5 separate regions of the Homo sapiens genome follow, and all the other regions are linked to region 5. Evidence: chromatin contacts called from ENCODE Hi-C or POLR2A ChIA-PET data. All regions are on one chromosome and are shown on one strand. The core of a region is the stretch at or near the end of the contact, and the rest is flanking DNA. Distances in the headings are between cores, read along the strand shown. Region 1 holds the start of CTU2 (cytosolic thiouridylase subunit 2). Region 2 holds the start of PRDM7 (PR/SET domain 7). Region 3 holds the start of FANCA (FA complementation group A). Region 4 holds the start of ZFPM1 (zinc finger protein, FOG family member 1). Region 5 has its middle 25 kb from the start of ZNF778.

Region 1 (4,770 bases), core at 985-3,484, 530 kb before region 5:
CAGAGAGAGAACAGCCAGAAAACAAAAGCCAGCAGGAAAAGTCGGGGAGAAAAATCTTTGAAAGGCAAAGGCTGTGTGAAAAGCTCTTGCAGGACCCGCGGTGAGACTAGGATGGTCGTCATTCTACCAAGAAAAGCATGGCAGAGGGGAGTTTTATAGGAAAGATGCTCCACAATTCCATGTGGTTCTGCATTCTGTGTTATGGAAACTACATTTTAGGAAAAGACATATTTGAAAAAGAAGGGCAAAGACCAATTTGTGCAGGTTAGGAAAGTGGAGATGCTGTGGCCGACCACACGGTGAAGGTGTTGGCACCCAAAGCCTACGGGAGGCTTTTCTAAAACAAGGCCTAAGTCAAGCCTCACAGCGCTCAGTAACAGATGAGAAGGTGCGGAACACACCTTCAAACACCCGCTACCTGCTCACAAGAAGGAAGTCCTGCCAGGCGCGGTGGCTCACGCCTGTCATCCCAGCACTTTGGGAGGCTGAGACGGGCAGGTCACCGGAGGTCAGGAGTTCGAGACCAGCCTGGCCAACATGGTGAAACCCCTTGTCTACTAAAAATACAGCAATTAGCCGGGCGTGGTGGCGGGTGCCTGTAATCCCAGCTACTCTGGAGGCTGAGGCAGGAGGATCACTTGAACCCAGGAGATGGAGGTTGCGGTGAGCCGAGATGGCGCCACTGCACTCCAGGCTGGGTGACAAGAGCAAGACTCTGTCTCAAAAAAAAATATTCCCGTTCAGAGGCTGCCCCCCCAAAATGTCACGGCTAAGTGAGATGGAGGAGCAGGGGCAGAGCCTGTAGCAGCCTCACAAGAGAAGTAGGTAGAGCTGTCCCAGCGTGGGCAGGCGCCTGTGCTGCCTGACACAGGTAATGAAGGCAGCTCTGCATCCTGACACTGGCCCTGCCACCTCCGTGGGTGACCAGCACACATCCACCTAGCAGTCCCAGCTCCCTCTGTACCAGGAGCCCCTGAAGTCAGCTGACTTTGCTTGCAAAATGTTCTAGAGCCTCCTACCAGTCTGGGTGCACCCCCCTCCACTCCACCACCTCAGCAGCTTGGATGTCTGCGGGGAAGCCCTCCTGCTCTCTCTCTCCCCTGCCACTGCTGATTTTGCTCAAGAGCTGTATTATTCAGCACTTAGGAGGGAGCAGACACTGATCTAGGCTTCCTCCCAACGGGGCTGGCAGCTCCAGAATACTTGAGCACAGCTCCCCGCCAGGAGAGCCACGTCCTCCAGTTTCTGTTCCTGAAACACCCTGGAGGAGCCGGCTGTGAGCCCTGGTGCAGCTGGAAACCCCAGCAAGGTGGTCAGTGTCTGCTCCTCTGTGGACCAGCCTGCCTGGCTACTCAGTGATCGGTGTGACTCAAGTTCTCCTTCAAACAAAACTAAGAACATCAGACTCCAAACAAGCCCCTCTAAACTTTAGGGAACTCCTTTCCTCTGTAGTCAAAACAGGCAGACAGCGGGTCCGAACAAGAGTTGATAGCAAAAACTACAAGTTATTTATTTACAACTGCCCATTCCAGCCGCACAAGCCCAAATCCACCACCACTGGCGGAGCGGTGGCACCTGCTGCCCTCTGAGTACCGGAGCGCCCGCCGCAGCCGCCGGGGACCCCGAGCTTGGGCAGGGCCGCAGGTCGCCCGGTGAACCGAAGCAGCAGTCGGACCGGGCGCCTGCGGCTGGCGCGAAGGAGGCTGGGCGGGGGATGAACGCGCCCAGAGGGCAGAGGCGGCGCGGCACAGGGAAACCCGGACCCCACGCGCCCCGAGGCCCCGGCGCCCCGAGTCCCCGCGCGCCCAGTCCGGAGCTGCACCGGGGCGGCCGCCGGCCTCGCGACCCCTCCCGCGGCGGGGCACGGCCCCCTCCCCGCGGCCCCTGGGCGGGCGCGCTCACGTGTGGCCGCAGCTGCCGATGGCCACGGGCCGGTGATAGACCTCCAGGCAGATGGGGCAGGTGTACTGCGCCTCCAGGCCGCTGTCGCCGCCCGCCGGCCCGGCCGGCGGCTGCCGCTGCTGAGCCGAGGCCACCAGGCTGCGGAACATAGCCATCCCGGGGCCAGGCCCGCGCCGCCCGCCGCCCGCTGTCCTGGCCCGGGCCGGCCCGCTAGTCACAGCCGCTACTGCGCCGCGCTGACGTCATCGTAGGGCGCCGCCCCCAGCCGGGCTTCGCGGCCGTCACGGCGCCACTCCGACGTCATCGGGGCGCGCCCTCGCGCTGTCGCCGCCACAGTCTGCGACGGGACCCGGCGTGCCCATGTGTCAGGTGGGCGAGGACTACGGGGAGCCGGCGCCTGAGGAGCCGCCCCCGGCGCCGCGGCCCAGGTAAGAGCTGGCGGCCGGACCCGCCAGGCCGCCCCTCGCCTTCCCGCCGCACTCCTGCCCCGAAGGGTCCCGGCCGGGCTTGCTCCGGGAAGCCCCGCGTGGAGAGCGGGACCTCGCTCCCTAGCACTCGGGGAATGCCTGTCAAGCGGTGACGGCCACCTAGAAGGGGACTTACTCCACTGGCTCGCGCCTCTCATCCTAGCAGCCACTGGGGACGGCTCTGCCGCTGACAGTGCTGTCCTTATTCGGAGAGAACTGGTGCCGTGAAGCTGTCTCGCCTCCCCGTGTCAGCCTTGGGAGACTGAAAAGCGGCCTTTATGTGCCCCCTGAGCCGGCTTTTCTAGGCTAAACATCCCCCCAGAGCCTTTGTTTTTCTTGAAGTTTGGACAGAACACAAGCCTGGGTTTGTGTGTGTACCGAGGTGCCTTTCTCTGACCCAACTCAGGGTGAGAAACAGGAGCTGTCTCCCCAAAGCCCACTAGGCGTGGGGAAGATGTGATCTGTGTTTCTCTCTTCTCCCCCCTCCCATCTCCAAAGCCGTGAGCAGAAGTGTGTGAAGTGCAAGGAAGCGCAGCCCGTTGTGGTGATACGAGCCGGAGATGCCTTCTGCAGGTGAGGCCTGGAGGTGGCTGAGACCCTGGCAAACATGGCCTCGCTAGCAGACAGGATAGCCGCAACTTGTGATGCTTTGTTAATTCTTTTTAAAAACATGTACTTACTTTATTCCTGCTCCTGATGGGGTCCCTCGTGCCCCTGGTGTTGAAGTGGAGGCGAAAGCATTGGTTTCCTGCTTGGGAAAGTTTCCCATGAGCTAGCCACAGATCCCCTGATGAGGTTTCTGATGGAACTTATGGGGACAGTTGGAAGTGGGGCCGTGGTGTCTAGACTGGGATAAGCTGTAGGAGGACCAGGCGTTTGGGGGCAGCTGGAATACATCTAGGGGCGGATCAGAGCATCTTGGGAACTTGGCAGATGGTCTGGGTGAAAGTTTTTAATCTCGTGTGAGATGCTTGTTTCATCTGTGGCAGGATAGAGGCTTGGAAGACCTCTAGCTTTCCCCCAGGCGCTTGTCATGTCTTTCTTGGCTTGTAGCCATTGTATTGTTCAGTTGTTTCCACTAGACTCATAGCTCCCTGAAGGGAGGACCAGGTCTCTCTCCTTTTAGCCCTCTTAATTCCCAGTGGTGGTGCGTGGTTTTTTTGTTGTTGTTGTTGTTTTTTTTGAGATGGAGTCTCCCTCTGTCACCCAGGCTGGAGTGCAACAGCTGGAGTGCATGATCCCAGCTCACTGCAACCTTTACCTCCTGGGTTCAAGTGATTCTCCTGCCTCAGCCTCCTGAGTAGCTGGGATTACAGGTGCCTGCCATCATGCCCGGCCAATTGTTTTTGTATTTTTAGTAGAGACAGGGTTTCACCATGTTGGCCAGGCTGGTTTCGAACTCCTGACCTCAAGTGATCCACCTGCCTCGGCCTCCCAAAGTGCTGGGATTACAGGCATGAGCCACCACACCTGGCCAAGATAGGTACTTCTTTAACCACCCAGGAGCATCTGAAATTGCCAAGAACACCAGGCTGCCGGCAGAATTCACTGAGGAGAGGCTGCTGTGGCTGTATGCTAGGCCCTTGTGGCCAGAAGGGCTTTTGCTGTGCTTGCTGGTCCCAAGGAACAGTGGGGAGCCGGCTCTCTAGGGGAAGGCCTTAGGAATCTACATCGAGCTGGGATCCCCAGGGATCATTCAGGTCAGCACGTGGGAGAAACCTTGGCCTTCCCTGACCCACAGGGGACAGCGTGGTTTCAGGAGCCCAGACGCAGCATGTACACGTGGACCCACCACGCTTGAATCCCAGCTGGTGGTGTAGGGCGCAGAGGCTCTCCTGGTCCACAGTGCGGAGGTGAAGCCCAGCACCTGTGTCTCCTTGTATGAGACTCCCCACGCCCAAAGCTGGGTCCTGGGGGTCACTTCCCATGTCCCAGCCTTGATACTTGCCAGTTACCTGCAGTCCCTCACCTGGCATCTTGCTGTTAAACACAGACTTGCTTTACTGTCTGTAAAGGAACCACAGGGGGGTCATTCGGCCTCTTGTACGTGGTATCCATTCAACGTAGGGAGGGACTGCTGTGCACATCAAGTGTGTCTGACAGGAAGGAAGAGACTTAGAGCCCCAGGTGCAGGGTGACTCTTGCAGTGGCATTGTCCGCTCTGTACCGGGTGCTGCTCTTCACCCTGCCTGCCAGGATTGCAGGAGAGCTTTAAAATGCAGACTCCTAGGCCTCACCCCTAGACAATTTGACTTAATTGGTTTGTGCAATTCTAACATACAGCCAGGGCCAAGAACCCCTGACGTAGTGAGCCAGAGTCAGATGGCTGGAAAGTTTATTATGAACAAAGATTACAGCTGGGCGCAGTGGCTCATACCTGGAATCTCAGCACTCTGGGAGG
Region 2 (4,502 bases), core at 152-2,651, 840 kb after region 5:
AGGCCCTGCTCCAATTCTGAGTGTGGGAAGGGCCCCTGAGTCTCCCAGCTCCTAGGCCAAAGGCTCCTGTGGAAGGAGAAGGTGCTGAGATGGGGCAACAGCCCTGAGCACTACCCAGAACAAGGCTCTGTCTTCTCCATCTGGCTGGGGTGTTCAGAGCAGGAAGACTGGGTTCCTGGTGAGGTCTCGAGCACCCCAGGGAGGTCTGGGGGTACTGATGGGATGGGAAGGCCTCCACTGGCCATGAGCTGCCACCTAATGTAAGCTGGATTTTGTTCTTTTAGTTCCCCTGCAGCTTGGCTCATTTGGAGAAGGGTGGCACAGGTGCCTGGAGGGTTGTAGCTACCGGTGTTTGAGGGGAGTCCTGAGGTGTGAGAGCCAGAGGAGTCTCAAGGAGACCTTGAGGCCCCCTGACTGCTGGGACTTGGGTCACACTGAGGAGCAGGGTTCTGTTTTAGCGAGGCAAAATGAACATTTTGCATAGACAGGATTTGGGGATCTCTACCTGGGGATTCTAGAAAAATCCAGGAGTAAAGCAGTCTGCATCTCTAAGGGGAAGCTATCTCTCAGGTTGAGATTTGGGGTCCCTCAGGCTGAGGGGATTTGAGATGTCTTAGACTGAAGAAATTGGGGTTTCTCAGGTTGAGGGAATTTGGAGTATCTTGAGCTGAGGAGCTTTGGTATCCCTCAGGCTGATAGTATTTGTGGTTTTTCAGGATGAGATTAGGGGTCTTTTAGGCTGAAGAGATCTGGGGTGCTCTAGTTGACAGGATTTGAGATTCATCAGGTTAAGGGGATTTGGGGTTCCTCGGGATGAAAGGATTTGGGATATTTGAGGCTGAGGAAATTCTGGGTCTCGGGTAAAGGAGATTTGGGTCTCTCATTAATGGGTTTTAGGGTGTTTGACACTGAGGTTATTTGGTCCTTGAAGCTGACGGGGTTGAGTTTTCAGGCTATTTAGGTTATCTGTGGTTGGGGAAATCTGGTCTCTCTGAGATATTTAGGGTTCCTCAGGCTGAGGTATTTGGGGTGCCTTAGGGTGAGGGAAATTGTGGCTCCTCAGGCTCAGAATATTTGGGGATCTAAGCATTAGGAGATTCGATGTTCCTCTGGGTGAAGGGATTTGGGGTCTCTGAAGCTGAGGTACTTTGGGGGTTTCATGCTGAGGGGATTTTAAATCCCTCAAGGTGGCAGGATTTGGGGTCTTTTGAGGCTGAGAGGATTTGGAGCTTCTCAGGGTGAGGGGATCTGGGGTCTCCTAGGCTAAAATTTGAAGGTCTTGGGATGAGGGTTTACAAGGGTTTCACGCTGCACGACAAAGGCTCCCCATGCTCTTCACAGTCTCCCGTTTTCTCCTGCCGCGGTGTTCACCCTGGCCGGGCGTCTTCTCGGAGCCGCTCAGGAGGTGAGACGCGGTGGGTGCCAGCCTGTAGTGCTGCCAGCCAATCAGCGTTGAGACCAAGGCGAGCCCGCCAATCGGCAGTCAGGAGGTGCTAAAGGGGCGGGGAGTAGGGCGGAGCCTTGCCTGTCAGTCATGGGCACAACCCGGTTTTGGGCTCAGGAGGTCGGGGAGGGGCCTGGCTTTTCCCGCCCCTGGGGAAGGTCCCGCCCCTGGGGAAGGTCCTGCCCCACCCCGCTGGGATTGCGTGCAACCATCTGGAATCCTCCCGCGCACAGGCGCAGTTTCGCGGTTTTATTACTTGGTTTTCCCCAACGCCGGTGTTTCCGACTGAGCCGGGAGTCGGGGCTGCTCCTCACTTCCCTCCTCAGGCCTGGGTCTTCTGAGGGGACACTGTGTCTTTTTGAATTGCCAGAGTTCTTGCACTGACTCTCATCTGGGAGGGTTGGTGTTCCTTTAACTGTGGTGTAAGTTGGGTATTGTCAGCTGGCTTCGTTTCTGGATGCTTCAGAGGGCCAGGGTTCTGTACAGGGCCCTTACGGGTGGGTGAATTGTGCTTGGTTTCACAGATGTTGTATTAGCTGGCCAATTTTGGTGTTGTAGTTAGGGCTGTGATCCAATAGATGGTGCTTAAGAGGAACGGCTGCTATCTCCAGCAGCAAGGTTCTTCTGTACTTCGCGTTCGCAGGTGTGCTTTGCATTGAGACGGGAGAGCGATAGCCCCCCATCAGCTCCTGGACCTTGAGGGGAGCCTCCTGTGATCACTGGCGCCTGCCTGCGTTTCTTTTGTTAGGTGTTCTGAGCTGCGGGGCTCCCTCGGGCAGAGGCTGCATAGGTCGCCCCCTTTCTGGACTGGCCCTCTGGAGGGAGGCATGCCTCGCTCCCTCGTTGCCCAGGATCCCACATGTCTCACCTCTCTCAGTGCTCTGAGAGTGGGGGCTCCTGCTCCGTTCGAGTGCTGGCCACAGATCTCCCCCTCGGTATCCCTAGCTACGTGCCACAGCCCTGGGGACACCAGGAAGTCCTATGGCTTGGGGTTGGGCTCTCGCTGCGCTGGGGAATCCAATGTGCTCCTGGGTCACGGGGAAGGTACTCAGGTGGAGCAATGCACTCAGGCTGGGCTGCAGAGGCTGCACTGTGCACCTACTCTTGCAGAGTGGCTAGGCATGGGCCCTGGGAGGGGCCAGTGGACAGGAGGACTTGCAGAACGGAGGCACCCAAGTCCCACAGGGAAGCTGCCACTGCTGTCTCCTGGCTCAGACGTCAGCTGCTGCCAGAGTCTCCTCCAATTAAAATTGATTTAATTAGCTTATTGTTCTGCGGGCTGTACAGGAAGCATGATGCTGGCACCTGCTTGGCTTCTTGGGAAACTTACACTCACAGCTGAAGGCGAAAGGGGAGTCAGCACTTGACACGGCCAGAGCAGGAGGAAGAGAGAAAGATGGGGAGGTGCTATACACTTTTAAACAACCAGATCTCACTGTACAGTTCCAAAGACGGATGGTGCTAAACCATTCATAAGAAGTTTGTCCTGTGATCCAATCACCTCCCACCAGGCCCGACCTCCAACACTGGGGATTACATTTCAACTAAGTTTTGGACACAGATCCCAACCAGATCATTCCATTCTATGGAATGCTACCGTGTAATGCATCATCTATTATCATTAATTCAAAATAAATTAAAGACTGAAATGTAAGACCTAAAAGTACAGAACTCCAAGAAGAAAAAAAATAAAATCTTTATAACATTGTAATGAACAATTACTTCCTGGATATGACACCAAAAGTATAAGCAACCAAAGCAAAATTAGATAGATGGGAGTACATCAAACTTAAAAACTTCTGTGTAGCAAAGGAATCAACAGAGTGACAAGGCAACCTATATAGAAAGGGAGAAAATATTTGCAAATCATATAACTGGTACGGAGTTAATATCCAGAAACTTATAAAAAAAGTCTTATAACTCAACAACAAACAATAATTTGACTAAAAAATCAGGTGGGGTGCAGTGGCTTATGCCTGTAATCGCAACACTTGGGAGGCCAAGGAGGGAGGATTGTTTGAGGCCAGGAGTTTCACATTAGCCTGAGCAACATTTTGAGGCCTATCTCTACCAAATTATGTTTTTTTAATTAGCTGGGTGTAGTGGTCCATGCCTTAAGTCCAAGTTACATGGGAGGCTGCGGTGGGAGGTTAACTTGAGCCCAGGAGTTCAAGACTAGCCTGGGCAACATAGGGAGATCCCAACTGTACAAAAAATTAAAAAATTAGCTGGGTGTGGTGGCACTTGCCTGGAGTCCTAGCTACTTGGGAGGCTGAGGTGGGAGGATTGCTTGAGCCCAGGAGTTTGAGCCTAAAACGAGTTATGGTCACACTTTTCTGTAATGTCACAGAAATGGGATCACACCTTATGTGATCTTTTCAGAGTGGCTTCTTTCACTTAGCGATGTGCATGTCAGATTCATCAATGTCTTTGCATGGCTTCATAGATCACCCCTGTTTCTTGCTGAATAGCATTCTATTGCATGGATGTACCCAACTTGGTTATTTATTCACCTATTGAAGGTCATCCTGACCCCTTAAAGTATTTGGCCATTATGAAGAGATCAACTGTACATAACAGCATATTGGCTTTTGTTTGGACTTAAGTTTATAAAGTTGTTATCTAAATACCTAGTAGTTGGCCATGCGCAGTGGCTCACACCTGTAATCCTAGCACTTTTGGAAGCCGAGGTGGGTGGATTGCCTGAGCTCAGGAGTTTGAGACCAGCCTGGGCAACACGGTGAAACACCTTCTCTACTAAAATACAAAAAATTAGCCAGGCGTGGCGGTGTGTGCCTGTAGTCTCAGCTACTTGGGAGGCTGAGGCAGGAGAATGGCGTGAACCCAGGAGGTGGAGGTTGCAGTGAGCCAAGGTCACACCACTGTACTTCAGCCTGGGTGACAGAGCGAGACTCCATCTCAAAAAAACAAAAAACAAAACAAAAACAAAACCAGATAAACAACAACCAAAAAAAACAAAAAAAACCCCCAAAACCTAGGAGTGCTTCTATGGTGAGAGCATGTTTAACTTTAATATAAACTGCTGTATTGTTTTCTG
Region 3 (4,518 bases), core at 499-2,998, 580 kb after region 5:
CCACTGCATACCAGCCCAGGCTACAGTGTGAGACTTTGTCTCAAAAAAAATAAATGAAAATAAAAAATAAAAATAAAAAAAATTCAAGATCTGTGCATAAACACAACCTGTGTGTAAGTAATGCTTCCCTACTGGGCTATTTTCCTTTTTTTCTTTTTTGAGAGGGAGTCTCACTGTCGTCCAGGCTGGAGTGCAATGGCGGGATCTCACTCACGGCGACCTCCACCTCCCAGGTTCAAGCGATTCTCCTGCCTCAGCCTCCTGAGCAGCTGGGATTACAGACACCTGCTACCATACCCGGCTAATTTTTGTATTTTAAGTAGTGACGGGGTTTCACCATGTTGGTCAGGCTGGTCTCGAACTCCTAACCTCAAGTGATCTACCCACTTCGGCCTCCCAAAGGGCTAGGATTACAGGCGTGAGCCACCACGCCCGGCTTTTTTTTTTTTTTTTTTTTTTTTTTTTTTTGTGAGACAGTCTCACTCTGTAATCCAGACTGGATTGCAAGGGGCGTGATCTCGGCTCACTGCAATTTCTGCCTCCCGGGTCCAGGTTCAAGCAATTCTCCTGCCTCAGGCTCCCGAGTAGCTGGGATTAAAGGCGTGCGCCACCACACCCAGCTAATTTTTGTATTTTCAGTAGAGACCGGGTTTCACTATGTTGGCCAGGCTGGTCTCGAACTCCTGACCCTGAGTGATCCACCCGCCTTGGCCTCCCCAAAAGCTGGGATTACAGCCCTGAGCCACGGCGCCCGGCCTGTTTTTTTGTTGTTGTTGTTTTGTTTTTAATAAAAGAGGCGGGGTCTCACCCCGTTGCCCAGGTTGGTCCAGAACTCCCGGGCTCAGGCGACCCTCCCCTCTGCGGGCCAGGCCACCGCGCCCGCCGCCTCGGGTGTTTTCTTAGGAAAGCTGTGCGGTGGCTGGACTCAAAAACCCCGAACCTAAATCTGCCCGCAGACGGACACCAGCTTCCTCTTACCTCAAGCAAAAGGGCATTCAGGTCCTGATGGCTTCGCAGGAGGCGCACAGCTGATTCCTTTAATTTCTGTGCCCTTTCAGGATTATATTTTTCCCTCTTGACCCTTCCCGCTACGGAGAGAAGTCGGTTCGAAACCATCACAGCACAATTCACACACGGGGTCCCCGGCCCGACGCGCAGGTGGACGCCGCGGAGAAACCCACCAGCGACACCCTCCCGAAGAGGGGCCGGGGCTCCTCCCCAGGGCGCAGGTCTCGGGAAACTAACGGAGACGGCCCCACCGCGGACGCCGGGGAAGACGGCCCAGGAGGGCCCGAGGCAGGGGAGCCCGGGGACGGCTGGCGAGGGGCGGCCTCTGCGCTGAGGGGAGCCCCAGGCCGCGCACCCCAGGCCCGCCTGACAGGGCGGCCGGCGGGGGCGGCGTTCGGGAAAGAAGGGAGCGCCCCGCGGGCGGCGGCTGGGGGCGTCCGCCCAGGCGCAGGAGGGGCCGGGTCCGAGGCAGCCGCGCCGCCCCAGCCGGGCGCCCACCCCGCACAGCCCCCCGGGCGCGGCGTCCGGGGATCCGACCGGCGGAGGCTCTGGCGGGAAGGGATCGGGGAACCGGCGAAACCGTCCCGGGCCGGACGCCGCCCACTCCCGCGGCCTGCCGCGCCCACCTACCCAGCAGCTCGGCCCAGGCCCTCCGGCGGCCCCCTGGGTCCTGGCCCGAGGCGGAGTTCGGGACCCACGAGTCGGACATGGCCTTGGCGCCTACAGCCCCGGCGGCGGCTCCCTGCGCCCGAGCCCGCGCTGCCTTCCTATTGGCTGCGGCCAGGCGCGCACACCCGTTGGCTGGCGGCGGCCAGGCCACGCCCCTCAGGTCGAGGCCTTGCGTCGTGGCCATGTTGGTCCTGGGGGAGGCGCCTGCGCGCGGTGAGGTAGTTTTTGCGTTTGGCTTTGCCGCCGCGGTGTAGTCCGCGGGGGCGTCTCGCGCGGGCAGACTGCCGCCCCTCAAGCGTGGTTCCTGCCGGGAATGACTGGGGTTGGTCCTGAAGAGACCACCTGGCCAACCAAGCCGAGGCAGGCTCAGAGCGCCGCGGGGAGCGCAAAGCCGCGCGCGCCTCTGAGCTCCGGGCAGCCGCTGTTCCTCCCGGCGGCCGAACGGTCCGCGCGCAGGGCGGTGTTTCGGCAGCCGGAGACCGCGCGGTAGCCGCGCCTGTATTCCCAGCGCTTTGGGAGGCCGAGGCTGGAGGGTCGCTTGAGCCCAGGAATTCCAGACTAGCCTGGGCAACAGAGCGAGACCCCATCACTTTTGTTTCTTTTCTTTTTTTTTTTTTTCCTTTTTTTGAGACGGAGTCTCCCTCTGTCGCCCAGGCTGGAGTGCAGTGGCGCGATCTCGGCTCACTGCAACGTCTGCCTCCTGGGTTCAGGTGATTCTCCTGCCTCAGCCTCCCGAGTAGCTGGGATTGCAGGTGCGCGCCACCACGCCTGGATGATTTTTGTTATTTTTAGTAGAGACAGCGTTTCGCCATGTTGGCCCAGGCTAGTCTCGAACTCCGGACCTCAGGTGATCCGCCCGCCTCGGCCTCCCAAAGTGCTGGGATTACAGGCGTGAGCCACCGCACCCGGCTGAGACCCTATCTTTTAACCAGCCTGGGCGGCAGAGCGAGACTCTGTCTCAAAACAAAACCAAACATAAGAATTCGTAAAAGCGAGTGCCTAGGCGAAGCTAATGTGCCTCAAAGTCCTGGGTAAGTAGAGGCCCTGGAGACCCGTCCGCATCCTCTGGCAGTGGCCTTGGAACCACCGAAGGGATTCAGCCGAAGGGCCGCGTTCCCGGCAGGCGTCTTTATTGTGTTGATTACGTAGATGGCGTAGATGACGTAGATGACGTTCAGCACCACAAACGAAGAGCCGAGGCACAGAGTGGGGCCTTGGATTCATGAGATGGGGATGGAGCAGAAATGAGAATTCGGAGTCCATGAAACCCCCACAAAGACTCCTGCACGGCCCGACTCGGACACTTTGCAATCTGCTGGTTGAGGGGGATGGTGTGAACTCAGGGAACAGCCTGAGATCGCGCCGCTGCACTCCAGCCTGGGCAACAGAGCAAGACCCTGTTTCAAAAACAAAAAATAACACTAAGCAATTAACAGGACTAGACTCAGAGGTGATCGAGAAATTGAAACAGGCTGGAAATTTAAATTAACTGTGATTAATATGTGGAGGTCTCTTGTACGAAAGGTGAACAATATGCATGAGGAGGAAACTCATCAAATTATAAGAAAGGAAGAACGCTGATAACAGGTAATTTTTCTGATGGGGCAGCAGTAGGATCAACACAGCTGAGAAAAATAGGAATTACCCACGTTGGAAAATAAAGAAGAAAAAAAGTTTTTTTTTAAAAAAAGCATCCAAGAACTGTGGGAAAATATCAAATGATATCATATGCATGTAATAGGACTCCCAAAAGAAGAAGAAAGAACAAATCATAAAAAATGTTTGAAGAGAAAATTACCAATAATTTTCCCAAAATAATGAAAGACCTGAGCTCAGAGCACACACAAAACTTGATAAATATGAGCCCCTGCCTGACACATGCAGTGTATTCAAACTGTGGAAATCAGAGAGAAAACCATGAAGATGGCCGGAGGAAAAAGATACGTTAAATACAGTAACAAAGGTAAGAATTCCAGCCTGGGCAATATGGCAAGACCTCGTCTCTACAAAAAATACAAAATTTTTTTTTTGTATTTTTTGTATTGCCCAGTGTGGTGACACGAGCCTGTAGTCCTGTGGGCGGAGAATTACCCAGGTGCCGAGGCAAGAGACCGAAGGCACAAACTATTTCAGTATAATAAAATCGTTACAATAAGAACAGTCATAATACAAATTATGGAGATGATCATGGACAATTATCAATTATTATAAACATTAATCATTAGCTTTTAATATTACTGTTTGTTGCATTACTAATATAACCTAGGAATAACCGGTGGGTATAGGGTCAGGTGCTGAAAGGACATTGTGAGAAGTGAGTGGAAGGCAAGAGGTGAACCTTCTGTCATGCCCGCATAAGGGCCGCTTGAGGGCTCCTTGGTCAAGCGGTAACGCCAGTGTCTGGGAAGGCACCCGTTACTTAGCAGACCATGAAAGGGAGTCTCCTTTGCTTGGAGGAGTCAGGGAACACTCTGCTCCACCAGCTTCTTGTGGGAGGCTGGATGTTATCCAGGCCTGCACGCAGTCATCCGGAGGCCTAAACCCCTCCCTGTGGTGCTTCACTGGTCACGCTCCTTGTCCACTTTCATGTTCCTCCCTTACTTCTGGTTCGTCTTTGAAGTTCGTAGTAGATAGCGGTAGAAGAAATAGTGAAAGTCTTAAAGTCTTTGATCTTTCTTATAAGTGCAGAGAAGAAAATGCTGACGTATGCTGCCTTCTTTCTCTGCTTCACCTACCTGAAAGGGAAGGGCCCCCATCCTGTAATCACGTGACATGCTTCACCTTGTCAATCACTTAGAAGATTCACCTTCCTTACGCTGCCCCCTTGTCATGTATGCAATA
Region 4 (4,439 bases), core at 509-3,008, 790 kb before region 5:
CCAGCCCATGGCCACCTCCTCCAGGAACTCCCCTAACTCACAGGTCCACATACTCTAAAGTGGACTTCTTTGGGGAAGGAGGCGAGGCCTGGTGGGAAACCCAGACAGGTAGGTGCTCCATCCAGTTGACAAGCACTGGGTGGGGGCGGGAGGGTGGGGGGGAGGTCCTAGGTTGAGTGAACCAATCAGACATGGGCCCCACCCCCTCCAGAGAGCAGCTGTGGGAAGGCTGTGCCCACTGGACCCTGGCAGAGAGCAGGAAGGGCTGGAGGACCCGTATGCCCCTGGGCAGCTCTCTTGGCCTCCTGGTCTCAGTGTTCCTGTCTGTCCATGGCAGTGGGGAGGGACGGCGCATATCCAGTGTTGTACCCCTGCCTCTCCTACCCACCCGCCACTCTCCTGTACCAGGCTCTGAGGGTAAGCCCCCACTTCTCCCCTTCCTTGGAGCCAGGGAATAGGTCACAGAAGTTGGCACGAGATGGGGTCTTAGGAGCTCCCAGCAGGCTGGCGGGTGGTGTGACAGTCCTGCTGTGCGATGATCTCATCATCAGGTGGGAGGGGTCCTTCCTGTCTGCCCCTGGGCCCACTGACGCCCGTTTCTTATGAGTACGGGGGATGGGGGAGCAGGTAGCAAGTGTAGACCGAGAACATTAAAAGGAGATGATACAACTCAGCTGGGAGTGGGGGACAGCCCCCCAATGCGTGACCTTGAGCAAGTCCCCGAGCCTCCGTGAAGTGGGGCTCTTGAACACACCCCAGAGGGCAACAGTTCTCCATTTCCAGGCCTGAGCTGACAGCACCGCGCCCACAAACCTCGCTGACCTCTGACTGCTCCGAGAGGGGGCTGTGGCCCGGGCGCTGTGGGCAACTCCTTCGTGGGTCTCCTGCGGGGCGCCCTGGAGAGGCTCGGTGAGGAAAGAGGCCCCAAGTGGCAACGCCCAGGGCTGCCGGCTCCCGCGCCCCCTCCTCGATTTCCAGCCTGGTCTGAGCTCACAGGGGAAGACCCGAGATCCTGCTCTCAGTTGGCGGACCCCACCGCAGTCTGGGACGGAAGCCCCCTCCCTGGCCCGAATCCGCTCCACACCCCAAGTCTGGCCCAAGAGAAACGTGGGCGTCAAGGCCTCGGGCTTCCTGAGCCGGTTGTCACTGCCCCCACCGCGCACGTGGAGCGTGCGGCAGAGCCCAGGGGTCTAGGGAGGGACCAAGGGCTGGGGGCGGAGTTACAGTGCGGGGGCGGAGCCTCGGCGTCTCAGGACCCAACCAGGTCGGGTCAGGTTTGGAGGCGGAGCTGGCGCCGAGAGGCGGGGCGCAGGATGCGGTGCCGCGGGGCAGCAGAACAGAACCGAATAGGTCTCAGACTCCCAGCGCGGCCTGGGGACATGACCTCCGGGCCAAAGAGGAGTGGGGGAGGCTAGAGGTCTCCCCGGGGCGCGGGCGGGGCCGAACCAGGAAGGGGCGGGGCATCGAGCGGGGCGGGGACAGTGCCTTGAAGGCCCAGACGGACAGGGGCGGGGCCGCAGCGCTGGGGTCGGAGCCAGCGCCGTAAAGAGCGAGGCGGGCGGGGGCGCGGTCGCGGCTCTGGGGGCGGAGCCAGAGCAACGAAGAGCCGGGCTGGCGGGGGCGTGGCCGCGGCGCTGGGGGCGGAGCCGGAGAGGTGCAGGGCCCGGCAGGAGGCACGGGGCGGGGCCGGAGCGCCGGGGGCGGGGCGGGAGGTGCGGCGGCCGACGACGCTCAGGCCCGGCCCCGCCCCGTGCCTCCAGCCCGCCAGGAGCGCCCTCGCAGTGGCCGCCTGCTCCGCCGCTCGCCGCCCGCGGGTTCCATTGAGAAAAGCCGAGCGGCCGCGGCGGCGGCGGCGAGTGCGCGGGAGCGGAGGAGCCGGCACCCGCCCGTCGGGCAGTCCGCGCGCCCGCAACGCAGGACCGTGGCCTCTCGGGCCTCCGCGGCAGCTCCAGCGGCTCCGGGGCTGGGCGCGCGGGCTGGGGGCGCGGGCCGGGGCGGCCGCGGAGACCGGGGGCCGGGGGCATGAGCGGCCCCGCGGCCCCGCCGCGCCCCCGCCGCCCGCCGCCGCCCGCCCGGGGCTAGAGGCGGCCGCCGGGAGGGCGCGCGGCGCCGGAGACATGTCCAGGCGGAAACAGAGCAACCCCCGGCAGATCAAGCGTGAGTCAAACTTTGCCCGCGGTCCCCTCCGCGCGCCCGACCCCCGCCGGAGCCCAGCCGCCAGCGCCGCCCCCGCCCGTCCCCGCTCTGCCCTGGGCGCCGGCGACCTTCACCCCGCGCCGCGCCCCCCGCGCTGTGCCAAGCGCGCCGTAATCTAATCTCCGCCGGCGGCCTGGGCCCCCGCGTCTCGGCTTGGGCACCGGGGGGTTCAGCCCAGGAGGGGGCCGCCCGGAGGCCGGGAGGAGGGTGTTTGGGGGCGCGGCCCGGGCAGCTCGGCCCCTCGCGGCCTGCCCCTCCCCCGCATCTGCGAGATGGTGCGGCGATAGGGCGGCCCCGATCTGGGCTCAGATAAAGTTTAAAATATTACATTCTGCAAGTCCCGTCCTGATAAGATCGTTCTGTCGGGACGGGCTGAAATTGTGATCTTATCTCGCGCGGTTGACTCTCCCAGGCTTTGTATCTAGAAGCGAAGAGAGAGACCTGGGAGGCAGAGGGGACACCCGGGGCCGCGGAGATGCCTGGCCAAGTGGCAGGCACCGGCCCGCGCCCACCCCCACCGGTGCCGTCGCAGAGCCGCAGGACAGGGGAGGGGGTAGCGCGCAGCTGCCGCAGCCTAGGCACTTGGCTCCAGCCCCCCAGACACCCCCACCCCGTGCCCTAGCGCTGAAGTCCTGAACCCAGGCCCCGCCAGCCTGGTGACACCTCCTGGACCCTGCAAGTGTCCCAGCCAAGGCGGCATGGGCAACAAATGGTGCCCTCGGATGCCCGCGGGCACCCCCTGGCATCCCAATGGGCTGCTCTGAGTCAGAGAAGGGCCTCCCAGGACGCAGCCCCGGGCCGGGGTCGCCCCTGCACGCCACTAAGTTTCTCGCTGGTCCGGCTCCCTGCCCGGTCAGAGGCTGCTGCCCCGCCGCCACATTGCCAGTGCCCCCGCGATGAGAACTAAGCTGTCGGGGCCACTGTCTGGCCTGGGCCTCTGGGCTGTGCCAGGAGGGAGCAAGAGCACAGGAAGCTACCCTCCCCACCCTATGCCAATAATAACTTTGCGCCTCACAGTTAGGGCCCAGACGCAGGTCTTCCTCCCCGGGGCGCCTCCCCGGAGCCTGACGGGCAGGTCGTCTGAGCCCTGCCAGGAGGCCACGACGGAAACCCGCCCGCTGCCCAGCCGTAGGCGCCCGGGCACTACCTCCTTTGTCCACACGACCACTGCCACCAGGACCCCTTGTGCGGGGCCTGTGGGAGCTTCCCTACTCAGGAGGTCTCCCGAGGCGGGGGTCACAGGCATGAACCGGTTCCCGTAACCCAACTCCCTCAGCGCAAACGGGACCTGTTTTCCGAAAGTCGCCTTCTATCGTGTCAACTCAAGTATTAAAAGCCACCCACAGGTCCCGATCCGCGCTTGTGCTCTGGTTTCTTTTTCCTTCCTTCCCTGAGCGCCTATGTTCGGTTCTGGGGTGTGTGTGTGTGTGTGTGTGTGTGTGTGTGTGTGTGTGTGGTGTTTCACTGTGATGAGAAATGCAGATAGCTCGGACAGGGAGATCGCAGGTTGGAAACCGATCTCCAGCGCTGATAAGGCCGCCAGCGCCAGCGAGAGCCCGTAGCCCAGCCCAGCGGGGCGGGCAGAGCGCGCGCACTTTGGGAACTGGGACCGCGGCGGGTGCACGGTGAGCCACCGCGGCCCATCCTCGTTGCGGCCCGGGACCGGGGCAGAGAAAGGGCCCGGACGAGGAAGGCAGGGCCGCGGACCCTCCCTGTCGCTCGCGGCCCGGGGCGCCTCCTCCCCATGGCAGATCTCAGCACGTTAAGATGCGAAGGCTGATTGTCACCAAGCGGCGGCGCCCGCCCGCCCGCCCTCTTGCCAGCGCCTGTGCCTGCCCGCTGCCCTGGCCTCACCTGCGGCCGGGCCGCGAGTGCAGAGCGGAGGGGGCCGAGCGCTTCGGGCCGCCCACCCCCCACCCGCGCCCCCATCAAAGCCCTGGCGCAGCTGCCCGCGCCTCTGTGCGCCTTTTGTTCCGTGCGGAGATAGATGTGCCGCGCTGATAAGGCGCGCAACCGATGGTGGCTGAGATAGGCGCTTCCATTTATTAACTTCAAACGTGGGAGCGGGGGCAGGGCGAGGCGGGAGCGCGGCCTTGGCCGGCCAGATGGCGGAGGCGATAGGCCGGGCTGCCGACGGGGAGCGCGGGGCCGGGGCAGCTCGGGACCCCCGGCGCCCCCAGCCCGCTGGGTTTTCCTCCCGCCCGAGTCGATGTGAGCTCCGATAAGAGCCTGGCCGGTCGGCC
Region 5 (4,577 bases), core at 241-2,740:
ACAGACGTCTGATGGTGCCCAAGAAACCCAGGAGACAAAACTGATGCTTCCCTGTGGACACTGCAGCATCCTCTAAAGCCGCTGTAATTAAGGTATGTGACACATGACCAGGAAGCAGACAGATGGACAAAAATGGAATATCTGGAAATAGACCTAGCAACATGGAAATTTAGTTAATAAAGTGGGTATTTCAGATCAGTGGGGCAAAAATGCAGTTTGTAATGAAAGGTGCTAGGACAACTGGTGAGCTGTCTGAACAAGATGGTTTTACATGTATAAATTACACCGTTCAGGTCGAGTGTGGCGGCTCACGCCTGTAATCCTAGCACTTTGGGAGGCCAAGGGGGGGCAGATCAGTTGAGATCAGGAGTTCGAGACCAGCCTGGCCAACATGGTGAAACCCCATCTCGGGCAGGCGCAGTGGCTCGCGCCTGTGATCCCAGCACTTTGGGAGGCCGAGGCAGGCGGATCACGAGGTCAGGAGATCGAGACCATCCTTGTTAACACAGTGAAACCCCGTCTCTACTAAAAATACAAAAAAATTAGCCGGGCGTGGTGGCGGGCGCCTGTAGTCCCAGCTACTCGGGAGGCTGAGCCAGGAGAATGGCGTGAACCCGGGAGGCGGAGCTTGCAGCGAGCCGAGATCGCGCCACTGCACTCCAGCCTGGGCAGCAGTGAGACTCCATCTCAAAAGAAAAGAAAAGAAAAGAAAAACCCCATCTGTACTAAAAATACGAAAGTTAGCCAGGCATGGTGGTGCGGGCCTGTAATCCCAGCTACTCAGGGGGCTGAGGCAGGAGAATTGGTTGAGCCCGGGAGGTGGAGCTTGCAGTGAGCCGAGATGGCGCCACTGCACTCCAGCCTGGGTGACAGAGCGAGACCCCGCCTTCCCCCCGCCCCCCAAAAAATTACACCGTTCACAGGAATAAGCTGCAAATGGATCAGGGATCTAAATGTGGACAAAACGTGCACACGTGGGTGATGTGAATGGTTTCGGGGCGATTGGGAAGAGGGCCTGGCCAGCAGGGGGCGGTAGCGCAGGCAGACCGGGTTCCGCGGTGCCTCGCCGGCTTCGGGGTGGGGGTCACCGCTCAGAAGGGGAGGAGAGCGAGGGACTTCCGGGGGGAAGGGAGGAGAGCGAGGGACTTCCGGGGGGAAGGGAGGAGAGCGAGGGACTTCCGGGGGGAAGGGAGGAGAGCGAGGGACTTCCGGGGGGAAGGGAGGAGAGCGAGGGACTTCCGGGGGGAAGGGAGGAGAGCGAGGGACTTCCGGGGGGAAGGGAGGAGAGCGAGGGACTTCCGGGGGGAAGGGAGGAGAGCGAGGGACTTCCGGGGGTAAGGGACTCGGTGAGGAACTCGGGGGATCGGAGAGGGGCTCGTGTGCTGGGCGACAGTGACACACTCAGCAGCCCGGCGGGAGCCGCGGTCGGTACCGTCTGAAGGGCAGCCGGGGCTGGGGGACCGACAGCTCTCAGGTGTCGGTTTTTCTGTGGCTAGCGGATGTTTGGCACCATTTCACAGGGCACACAGGGCAGACGGGACCTAGATGACGACAGATCTGCGTGTTTGGGCTCTGTTTGAAACAGACCTCAGCCAGAGTCTTGAAGAGCAGAACCCGGAGTGTTGAAGTCACAAGAGATCAACATCCCTACGGTGTGAAATCCTGAAAACGGCAAATCCCAAAGGACGAAACGCCCGAAAATGATGTCATCCTTTAAGTGTTTTCTTCTTTTTTCTTTTCTTTTTCTTTTCTTTTCTTTTTTTTTTTTTTTTTGAGTCAGGATCTCGCTCTGTCGCCCAGGCTGCAGTGCAGTGCCGCTATCGTGGCTCACTGCAGCCTCAGCCTCCTGGGCTCGAGTGGTCCTCCCACCAGAGCCTCCCACACTGCTGGGATTACAGGCACCAACCACCTTGCGCAGCTAGAGAGTAATTTTTAAACTTCTTTAAAAGACAGTTAGACTGGACATGGTGGCTCACGACGGGAATCCCAGCAATTTGGGAGCTCAAGCTGGGGGGATCGCTAGAGTCCAGGAGTTTGAGACCAGCCTGGGAAACAGGGAGACCGTGTCTCTACGAAAAAAAGTTTAAAAAATTAGCCGGATGTGGTGGCTCACGCCTGTGCTTCCAGGTATTCTGGAGGCTGAGGCAGGAGAATGGCGTGAACCCGGGAGGCGGAGCTTGCAGTGAGCTGAGATCGCCCCACTGCACTCCAGCCTGGGTGACAGAGCTAGACTCTGTCTCAAAAAAAAAAAAAAAAAAAATATATATATATATATATACACACACACACACGTATGTGTGTGTGTGTATATATACATATATATTTACTATATATTTATATATGTTATATATATAAATATAGATAGATGATCAGGAAAGACGTGAGAATGTCTTCAGTTGACACCTCAGGCTGAGCATCAGCACAGAGGCAGCCCACAACAACAAAAAACACAACAGTCAACAAAACCAAAACCCAGCAAACCCTGGGGAATGGGGAGAGTCTGACTTTCAGAGTTATATTATTAGATTCAAACGTCTAATTTTTTTTTTTTTGAGACGGAGTCTCGCTCTGTCGCCCAGGCTGGAGTGCAGTGGCGCGATCTCGGCTCCCTGCAAGCTCTGCCTCCCGGGTTCACGCCATTCTCCTGCCTCAGCCTCCCGAGTAGCTGGGACTACAGGCACCCGCCACCACGCCCGGCTAATTTTTTTTGTATTTTTAGAAGAGACGGGGTTTCACCGTGTTAGCCAGGATGGTCTCGATCTCCTGACCTTGTGATCTGCCCACCTTGGCCTCCCAAAGTGCTGGGATTACAGGCGTGAGCCGCTGTGCCCGGCCTCAAACGTCTAATCTTTAACAAAAGTTCCAAGCGGGCCAAGGGCACAGATGCTGCCTGCACCTGCGCAGCCACCCACCGTCGACAGGAGAGCAGAGGCACCAGGCCTGCTCCCACCACAGAGAGAAACGGGCTCCCCAGCCCAGCTCTGGGCTGGTCAGCAACCCCCACTCCCCACCCTGCCTGCTCAAAAGAAAGGGTCCTCGTGCCTCCAGCCCCCTCCACCCTCCCTCCAGGACCTTCCTGACCATGCGCTGGGCCTGTGCAGGTGTTGAGCCACACCCACGCCCTTCCAGGGGGCGGGGTCTCGAAGGGGAGAGCAGGTGCTATAGTCAACAGGAGGGAGGGCTTCTGGCCGAGGTGGCAAGGAGGCTCCAGGAGGAGAAGACAGTGTTGACCTGGGGCGTTGAGGGATGAGGAGTCCTGTAGGCAGCAGTGGAAAGGAAGGTGCTCCAGACAGGGGGCCTCGGGGAACAAGGGGATGCTGGAGTGTCACTGGTGATGAATCTGTTCGGGTCTGCAGCAACCTCAGTTCTTGCCTCCTTAGAAGAAAGAATTCAACCGAGGGGCATAAGGCAGAGGGAGAGACCGAGGCACGCTTCAGAGCAGAAGTGAAGTTTATTAAAAAGCTTTAAAGGAGGAAGGAAAGTACGCCTGGAAGAAGGCTAGGAGGGCACCTTGAAAGACCAGTGTGTGGTTTGACCTTCTGACTTGGGGTTTGATACAGTGACATAATGCGGGGTCTTGTGTTACTTCTCCCCACCCACCCAGCTCCTGAGATCTTAACGGGAAGCTGCTGATCACCAGCTTCAGCTGTTGTCTATCTGTTAGGAGGCTGTCTTTCCCTGGCGCTGGCTGTGACCAATTATTACTTTAGAGACAGTTAACAACTACCTGACCATCACCTCATGGTGGCCAGCACACCTGTTGTGTGTGTGTGGTGGTGGGGAGCCCTCTCCTGCCCTGCTCATACCCCCTAGCTACCCACACTAACATTTCCCCCCGCAGGAGGCCAAGACCCCAGTTCTTGAGGGAAATGGACAAAGGTCAGTCTTCTGTAACTGCTGTCTGCTGACAGAGGGGCAGCGGTGGTGGTTCTGTGAGTATTGGCCTCTTGCTGTCAGGGCACGGTTGGCTCCATGGGTTAGTGAAAGTGGTGGCCAGCCAGGGAGCGGTATCCAGGGAGACGGGCAGGATTGTGCCTCTGTCCTGTCCCCCTGATGGGCAGTCCAGGGGTCCCCTGTAGAAGGGTGGCTCTTGAATATTGAGAGGACCTATCTCTCACTGAGGACCACCTGGAGATTGATGACCTGAAGGCAAGAGGAGACAAATCAGGTTATTAGATTTAGAAGAATGTTTGTCTGGGCACGGTGGCTCATGCCTGTAATTTCAGCGCTTTGAGAGGTCGAGGTGAGCAGATCACCTGAGGGACAGGAGTTCAAGACTAGCCTGGGCAACGTGGTGAAACTCCATCTCTACTAAAAACACAGAAAAAAAATTAGATAGGCCTGATGGCACGTGCCTGTAATCCCAGCTACTTGGGAGGCTGAGGCATGAGAATCTTGAACCTGGGAGGCGAAGGTTGCAGTGAGCTGAGATCAGGCCATTGCACTCCAGCCTGGGCGACAGAGGAGGACTTCTTTAAACAAACAAGGCCGGGCACCGCAGCTCACTCCTCAGCACTTCGGGAGGCCAAGGCAGGCGGATCACGAGGTCAGGAGTTGGAGACCAGCCTGGCCAACAT

Evidence for each region. A loop is a pair of places that touch in the nucleus more often than their neighbours do. ChIA-PET counts read pairs that join two places held with the same protein, here RNA polymerase II (POLR2A). Pooled maps may share reads with other maps.
Region 1: a pooled map shows a loop between it and region 5 (5-fold over the local background). The contact joins the promoter of CTU2 here to the enhancer-like site in region 5. A Hi-C loop is called at or near these places in 1 of 168 maps with a recorded cell type or tissue (CD4-positive, alpha-beta memory T cell) and 8 of 50 pooled maps. POLR2A ChIA-PET finds 5 or more read pairs at or near these places in 2 of 52 experiments (GM12878 and naive thymus-derived CD4-positive, alpha-beta T cell).
Region 2: a loop to region 5 is called in a pooled map, with 8 times the contacts of the local background. The contact joins the promoter of PRDM7 here to the enhancer-like site in region 5. A Hi-C loop is called at or near these places in 1 of 37 single-sample maps with no recorded cell type and 4 of 50 pooled maps. POLR2A ChIA-PET finds 5 or more read pairs at or near these places in 1 of 52 experiments (PC-9).
Region 3: a loop to region 5 is called in a map with no recorded cell type, with 8 times the contacts of the local background. The contact joins the promoter of FANCA here to the enhancer-like site in region 5. A Hi-C loop is called at or near these places in 3 of 37 single-sample maps with no recorded cell type and 8 of 50 pooled maps. POLR2A ChIA-PET finds 5 or more read pairs at or near these places in 1 of 52 experiments (activated T-cell).
Region 4: a loop to region 5 is called in a map of naive thymus-derived CD4-positive, alpha-beta T cell, with 6 times the contacts of the local background. The contact joins the promoter of ZFPM1 here to the enhancer-like site in region 5. A Hi-C loop is called at or near these places in 1 of 168 maps with a recorded cell type or tissue (naive thymus-derived CD4-positive, alpha-beta T cell) and 8 of 50 pooled maps. POLR2A ChIA-PET finds 5 or more read pairs at or near these places in 1 of 52 experiments (activated B cell).

What each region holds. Positions count from the first base shown.
Region 1 is chr16:88,704,269-88,709,038 of GRCh38, forward strand. CTU2 (cytosolic thiouridylase subunit 2) reads left to right here and starts at 2,235. Exons shown (of 15, transcript NM_001012759.3): 1 at 2,235-2,330; 2 at 2,868-2,942. The coding sequence starts at 2,263. RNF166 (ring finger protein 166) reads right to left here and starts at 2,140. Exons shown (of 6, transcript NM_178841.4): 1 at 1,903-2,140. The coding sequence starts at 2,057. RefSeq lists an enhancer at 1,615-2,252 and silencers at 1,874-2,153, 2,194-2,503.
Region 2 is chr16:90,075,930-90,080,431 of GRCh38, forward strand. PRDM7 (PR/SET domain 7) reads right to left here and starts at 1,402. Exons shown (of 11, transcript NM_001098173.2): 1 at 1,297-1,402; 2 at 1-66. RefSeq lists a silencer at 1,384-1,513 and enhancers at 1,844-1,933, 2,054-2,193.
Region 3 is chr16:89,814,899-89,819,416 of GRCh38, forward strand. FANCA (FA complementation group A) reads right to left here and starts at 1,749. Exons shown (of 43, transcript NM_000135.4): 1 at 1,639-1,749; 2 at 979-1,088. The coding sequence starts at 1,717. RefSeq lists silencers at 1,253-1,302, 1,533-1,822 and enhancers at 1,683-1,977, 2,363-2,412.
Region 4 is chr16:88,451,522-88,455,960 of GRCh38, forward strand. ZFPM1 (zinc finger protein, FOG family member 1) reads left to right here and starts at 1,759. Exons shown (of 10, transcript NM_153813.3): 1 at 1,759-2,157. The coding sequence starts at 2,118. RefSeq lists silencers at 1,484-1,783, 1,794-1,883, 2,344-2,473, 2,694-2,763, 3,704-4,413.
Region 5 is chr16:89,239,946-89,244,522 of GRCh38, forward strand. No RefSeq gene overlaps it. Among named protein-coding and RNA genes, the nearest start is that of ZNF778, 25 kb to the left of the region's middle. RefSeq lists a silencer at 1,083-1,172 and an enhancer at 1,680-2,196. Within about 2 kb of position 1,491, at least 41 of the 41 ENCODE cell types and tissues checked have a DNase peak (open chromatin) inside an H3K27ac peak, as active enhancers do; they include GM12878 and PC-9, where a contact is called at or near this core.